Linked DNA regions of Homo sapiens: region 1 is linked to region 2. A link is a contact called in ENCODE Hi-C data. All regions are on one chromosome and are shown on one strand. Each heading gives the region's core, a stretch centred on a gene start or an enhancer-like site at or near the end of the contact. The rest is flanking DNA. Distances are from core to core; before and after follow the strand shown. Region 1 has its middle 35 kb from the start of LINC02580. Region 2 has its middle 54 kb from the start of PKDCC.

The links. Hi-C counts contacts between places; a loop is a spot of excess contacts on that map. Pooled maps may share reads with other maps.
Region 1: a loop to region 2 is called in a map of CD4-positive, alpha-beta T cell, with 10 times the contacts of the local background. The contact joins two enhancer-like sites. A Hi-C loop is called at or near these places in 5 of 168 maps with a recorded cell type or tissue (CD4-positive, alpha-beta T cell, CD8-positive, alpha-beta T cell and naive thymus-derived CD4-positive, alpha-beta T cell) and 8 of 50 pooled maps.

Annotation. Positions count from the first base shown.
Region 1 is chr2:43,135,499-43,138,466 of GRCh38, reverse strand. No RefSeq gene overlaps it. Among named protein-coding and RNA genes, the nearest start is that of LINC02580, 35 kb to the right of the region's middle. Within about 2 kb of position 1,391, at least 9 of the 41 ENCODE cell types and tissues checked have a DNase peak (open chromatin) inside an H3K27ac peak, as active enhancers do; they include CD4-positive, alpha-beta T cell and CD8-positive, alpha-beta T cell, where a contact is called at or near this core.
Region 2 is chr2:42,100,883-42,104,004 of GRCh38, reverse strand. No RefSeq gene overlaps it. Among named protein-coding and RNA genes, the nearest start is that of PKDCC, 54 kb to the right of the region's middle. RefSeq lists enhancers at 1,431-1,950, 1,875-2,702, 2,921-3,000 and a silencer at 2,361-2,740. Within about 2 kb of position 1,569, at least 34 of the 41 ENCODE cell types and tissues checked have a DNase peak (open chromatin) inside an H3K27ac peak, as active enhancers do; they include CD4-positive, alpha-beta T cell and CD8-positive, alpha-beta T cell, where a contact is called at or near this core.

The DNA.
Region 1 (2,968 bases), core at 142-2,641, 1.0 Mb before region 2:
CATCTTCTTATCTGTAAAATGGGAATGATTCCCCAGGGTTGATGGAGAATAAGGGAATATTGTGCTTGCAATTTCCTGGAACATGGTGATGCCTCATTCAGGGTTGGTCCCTCCCCTTCTATTTTTTGTTTTGGGAGGGCGGGGAATGGAGCCTCACTTTGTCGCCCAGGCCGGAGTGCAGTGGCACAATCTGGTCTCACTGCAACCTCTGCCCCCCGGGTTCAAACGATTCTCCTGCCTTAGCCTCCCGAGTAGCTGGGACTAGAGACGTGCAACACCACGCTCTACTAATTTTGTATTTTTAGTAGAGACAGGGTTTCACCATGTTGGCCAGGTTGGTCTCAAACTCCTGACCTCAGGTGATCCGCCCACCTCGGCCTCCCAAAGTGCAAGGATTACAGGCGTGAGCCACTGCGCCCAGCCCCGCTTCTATTTCTTAATCGTGCTTTATAAATGCTTACTGATTTGCTGTCTCATTTCAGTCATTCATTCACTTAATCTTTATTGAGTCCTATGAGTCAGGCTCTGCTCTGAGAGCCAGGGATCACAGCTGAGAATAAAACAGACAAAAGTCCTTGCCCCTATGGAGTTCGTTTTGACAAGAGAGACAGACAATAAATGAGGCAAACAAATAAAATACGTATTGTGTTGGGAAGTAAAGAGGCCAAGGAGAAGGAAAAAAAAACGGTAGGGGGCTAGAGAGTTCTGTGGTGAGGGCCCAGTGTTCGCTAGGGCGGCCTGGGAAGGCCTCACTGAGAGGAAGTCATCTGAGTAAATCCTAAAGGAGGAGCCCTGGGGATGTTCCAGGCAGAGAACAGCTAGTGCAAGGGCGCCGAGAGGGGAGCACGTCTCAGGTGAGTGAGGGGTGGTGAGGGGTCCCGGGTGGCTGGCGGAGGGAAGAAGGGGAGAGATAAGGGAACTAGGGAGGGCAGATCAGGAAGCATCCCCACTACCCGCCCCCACAAAGGAATTTGTCTTTTACTATGAATAAGATGAAATCACAGAGGCTGGCGTGGAGGAGGAGAGCAGTGGCTGCAGGGTAGGCCAAAGACTATAGTGGGAGCAAGAAGAGGCAGGGAGACTGGTGGGAGGGTGGCCTGGCCAGGGGCGTCCCACTGGAGGTGGGAGAGGTAACTGAATTCTGAACAGTGCTTTGGAGTTAGACAGGACTTTCCTGTCAAATCACAGGATATCAATTTGGCATGACAAGCAGGTGTTATCAAATCCTCATGTTATAGAAGACAGCATCAAACCTTGGCGAGGCTGGATGACATGCATCGTGTCACGTAGTTACTAAGCAGTGTCTTTCTGAAGGCAGGAAGGTTGCGGGGTCTGTCTGAAGCTGACAGTAACGGATGTGTGGTCTGCACGTGGGTGTGTCTGTAAGTCTTGCCTTTCTCTGGGTCTCCATATCTGTTGTCACCCCATCTCCACCCCCTACTGCCACCTGTCAGCTTCTGCTCTTCTTACGCATTGCAGACACATCTTCATCTTCTCCCAAGCCCATTTCTAAGGGGCCTGTATGTTTCTGGTGCCCAGAGTGTATGTGGGCGACCGTTGTAGCATCGGCATGCCTCATAAGAGTGTGAATGCCCCAGTGTGTGTGTTTCTGAGTTTGTGTGCATTACTTTGGCTGTGTGTGAGGTGTGTGTGCATACTGCTGGCTGTGAGCACCTATAGATGGGGGGCTTAAGGGACTGGGTGTGTGCACGAGAGTAAATGTGTGTGCAAATGTGTGAGCACATGGAGGTATCCTCTCTCCTCCTTCAAATTTGCTCCCATCCTGAAAAGCCCAGGTCAAGCCCACTTCTGCAAGAAGTCCCCTCACTTTTCTAGGCCATAAGAAGCCCTCCACCGCTGACATCCCACCACCCCCTCTGTCAGAATCACACACTCCGTGGCTTTGATTGCTTTCGAGTGGATCTACCTCCTAGAATGCCAGCTGCCCACATGCTGCAGGGCAAAGTGGACATGCAGGCGCACATCCCTGCCCCTGTTCAACCATCAGGCTAGACCTCCTGGGGTCACCTCCCCCAGCCCCCCACGTGAGTTGTTTAATGGTGCTTTGGAGAAGGAGGGGCAGCAGCCTCAGTAGGGTCTAGTAAGCAGGCCTGGTGGCCTCCAGCAGGCAGACGCAGGTGCGCAGAAGTGGCTGTGTTCCAGGCTCCCTTCCTCCCTGTGGGTAGCAGCTGAGTCCAAGCTGTAGAATGGAAGTCTACACTGCACTCTGTCAGTGAGCTCCCAGGGTGGGCTCGTGGGGGTCCTGGGAACGCAGAGACTTGGCCCTCTAGAGAGACCTGCGGGCCTCAGGGTAGCTGGTCCCATCCTTTGCTCCCTCCCCTGCACCCTCTAGGGGCCCCCACACTGGGCCCCAAAGCAGGGCTCCTTCTGATGTAAACCCCTCTCCTTCTCTTCCTCCCAGGGCACTGGTTCCTCTGTGAACCCTGTGGCCTCTTCTGTAGGTACTACAGGGTCCTTTCTCTTTAATCCACTGGAAATCAGGCCTTTGCTGTTAGCCTGAGTTGCCCGACAGACTAGAGAATCATTTCAGCCATGAGCCGAGCCATCCTCACATGGACCGCACTGGAAATCCTGGAGGTGTAGGGCCAGTTTAGTCCCCACCCCAACAGCCTGCCCTTCCCCCAGTCCTGGCCAGGCTCCTGCCTCAGGCCTTTTGTTCTAGCTGTTTCCTCTGTCTGAAATGTTCTAGCCCAGACTCTGCTTGGCTATTCCTTCCCCAAGCTCCTGTTGAAATGTTGGCCTCTTCATGGGGCCTCCCTGGAGCACCCAGCTTAGTACGGTGACCCGAGTGAGTGCACACCCTCGCACCCACCAGCACTCCTCATCTCCCAGCCCTATCTGCTTCCTCTTTCTTTCCATGGAACCCACTGCCTACATGAGGATTATAGAATGTAAGGCTGGGCGCAGTGGTTCACACCTGTAATCCCAGCACTTTGGGAAGCTGAGG
Region 2 (3,122 bases), core at 320-2,819:
GAATCTGAACAGACAGGCCTTGCTGGGTTTCTCCCCTCAGTCTGTTACCATTAGATCGCATCCTTTTGTCTATTTTTATGCTTAGGTTCAACGAAGAATGGACAGTGTGTATTTCTACCTAGGCATAAAAATAGACAGTTTTCCCTGGGTCACTGGGTTTTCATTTCTGAAGGCTCCTGTGTCCCATAAAACTTTGATTCGGTAAATTTGCTATGCTTTTCTCTTGTTAATCAGTCTTTTGCTATAGCAATGACCCTTATGAAGGGTGAGGAAAGGTATCTCACATCTTTTCTACCCCGCCCCCCCCCCACAATAGGGATTTATTGAACTGCACCACACCAAGTCCCAGACCCAGGAGACTGGGCTCAGAAAGTCCCACTGAGTTCCTAGGTACCAGCCTTCTGGTAGAGCAGCTTTCTTTTCTAGTGTGGCTCTATCTCTTCTTTGCATATGCCTTCAGCTTCTTCTTTCCCCTCTTTTAGGTCTACTCTGCCTCCAGCCTGTGTTTTAATCACATAAAAAATGCTATTAAAAATGTAGAATCAAGGGCTGGACAGAGTGGCTCAAACCTGTAATCCCAGCATGTTTGGAGGCTGAGGTGGGCAGATCGCTTGAGCCCAGGAGTTCGAGACCAGCCTGGGCAACATAGTGAAACCCCGTCTCAAAAAAAAAAACAAAAACAAAAACAAACAAACAAACAAACACAAAATTAGCCAGGCGGGCATGGTGGCACAGCGCCTGTAGTCCCAACTACTAGGGAGGCTGAGATGGGAGGATCGCTTGAACCTGGGAGGTCAAAGCTGCAGTGAGCCATGATCACGCCACTGCACTCCAGCCTGGGTGACAGAGCAAGACTGTTTCAAAAAGAAAAAGTTTAGAATCAAATTTTAGATTGTAAACTCTGATTGAGGTTGTTGCCTTCCAACTATGCTTATTCATCTAGAAAGAGAAGTCAGCATTTCTTGAAGTCTGGTCGCAGTATGGGGTCCCTGAGAGAAGGCCTCTCTAAAAATACCAGGGGGAGGGAGGGAGAGGTATGCGATTGAGAGTTAGGGAGGTGGTTCCAGAGAAGAGGGCAAGCCCTCAGGTTGGGCCGCCAGAGGCTCCCAGGAGAAGAAAGAAAGGGAAGCCAGGCCTGCATCCTGGTGGAGCCCGCTCCTCCCACCGCGGGGAGATCCGCCCTCAGCGCTGTGGTGGCCGGAAGTGCTGGTCTAGGGCGGGTGGGGGCGAGGGGCTGCCTGGGAGGTCAGTCTCCCGGCTGGGCTGGGATATTTATAGCACCTGGGTTTCTGGGTCTGCCTCCACCTGGATTTATTTATGCGGCCTGTGGCTGTGGCGCCTGTGGAGAATGAGGCGGGGTGGGGTGGGGGGGGGCGCGGATCTCGCTGCAAGGGTCTAGTTCTTGGCCTTGGGACTCTAGCTGGACTGGAAACGACAAATCACAACCAGGGGCTGTCTGGGGGAACACAGGCAGAGCAGCACTTGGTGCTGCGCCTGCAAAGCCGCCGATGGTTGGGCCTGTTGAAACTCGGGGCTTTCCAGATTCACGCGGTGTCGCCTTTGCGGCCGCCGTGGGCGTGGGTTAGGCAGGTGTGGGCGACGGGGAAGCGATCCCCTCCCCCGCAAGTCACCCCGGGCTCCGGTTCTCACGCCTTCCTCCGCAGCTCCTGGGAAGAATTAAAGGCGGAACAATGTTCCGTCTCCGGAGGGATCTGTACTTGGAAAGAGAACTCAGAGAGCACGTGGTGGCCGGCCCCATCTGCAGACCCAAAACTAGAGAGTCCACGTTTGCGAACCCATCTGCACTTTCGACTTTCCCTGATCACTACGTGTCTGGCTGCTCTCAGACTGCGATGACATCATTTAAAAAAAATGTAAATAACTGTCCTTTGGGTCTTTCAAGAACCTAGTGATTGAGGAGAGGGCAACGGTGAATCTCGAGGAAGGCTGTGTCGTGGGACCTTCAGGCATTGTTTAATCTGTGCAGGGCGCAGTCTTGGGCAGGCCCCAGCCCTCTCCTCTGCCCACTCGCAAAGCCCGGCCTGCTTGCTCCACCGGCAACTGGGCTGGAGGAGAGGCGAGGGGCAGGGTGGGTGCTAAGATCCTGTGCGAAAAGCCAGGACCCTCGTGGTACCTAGGGAAATGAAAATCGCGTTGACAGTAGTCCAACGCTTTCCTTTTCTCATTCACCCCTCGGGCAGCACAACGAGACAGGCACTCCTGCCAACGTCCCCATTTCACAGATGGAGAAACTGAGGCTTAGGCAAAGCAATTTGCCCCAGGGTGACGGAGCAAGCGTCAACTTCAGTTTCCAGCTCGGACGCGAGGGGCCGTCGGGGGCGTTCCGGGGAGGGGGTGCCTGGGCCGGGGGCGGCCACGCGGGGCTGGGAGAGGTTCCAGCAGCGGCGCGTGGTGTAGCCGGCGTCCGGCGGGACTGCACGGGCCTGGAGCCGCTGGAAAGGCCGGTCTGGTGGCCCGGGACGAGGGGGCGGCCTTCCCGGAATCCCGAGCAGCACGGCGGAGCCGGGGCAGCTGCCAGGCGCGGCTGGGGACCGGCTCGCGCTGCGGTTGGCGGCGGGCAGGCCACATACCGCGCAGCGTGGAGGAAATGGCTGGGATTCCTCCTGCGGCGCCGCGCGGGCCTCGGGGAGGGCGGGGCTCCCCCAGTGTGTCGGGGCGGGGGCGGGGCGCGGCGGAGGGTGAGCGGGGATCCTGGCGCTGGCGGGGGCGCCCCGACCTGAGTCCTCGTCCCTGGAGCGCTCCCGCCACTTTGCCAGCATCTGGGCCTCCAGAGCCCCGTGAACCCTCGAGAAGGGGAGCACGTGAAGGGGCTCCCCGGCCACGCCCAGCCTCCTGCCCAGTCTCTGCCTCAGGCCTAAGGGTTCAAGAGGGGCCTGAGTCACCCACCTGCAGAGCGGCCCTGCAGCCCCTGCTGATCCGAATCAGGCCCTGCCTTCTGGGGTGGCGCACGACACGCGTGGGGCCCAGCGAAGAGGATGCTGAGGACCTGGACGCTGCTCCGGACAGTGAGGCCTCCGCAGGTCCCAGTTTCAGCTTTGGAAAGTCCTGGCCACTGACGTCCTCAGTGTTCTAGGCCCAGCCTCAGGCCTTTCTGCTGCAGG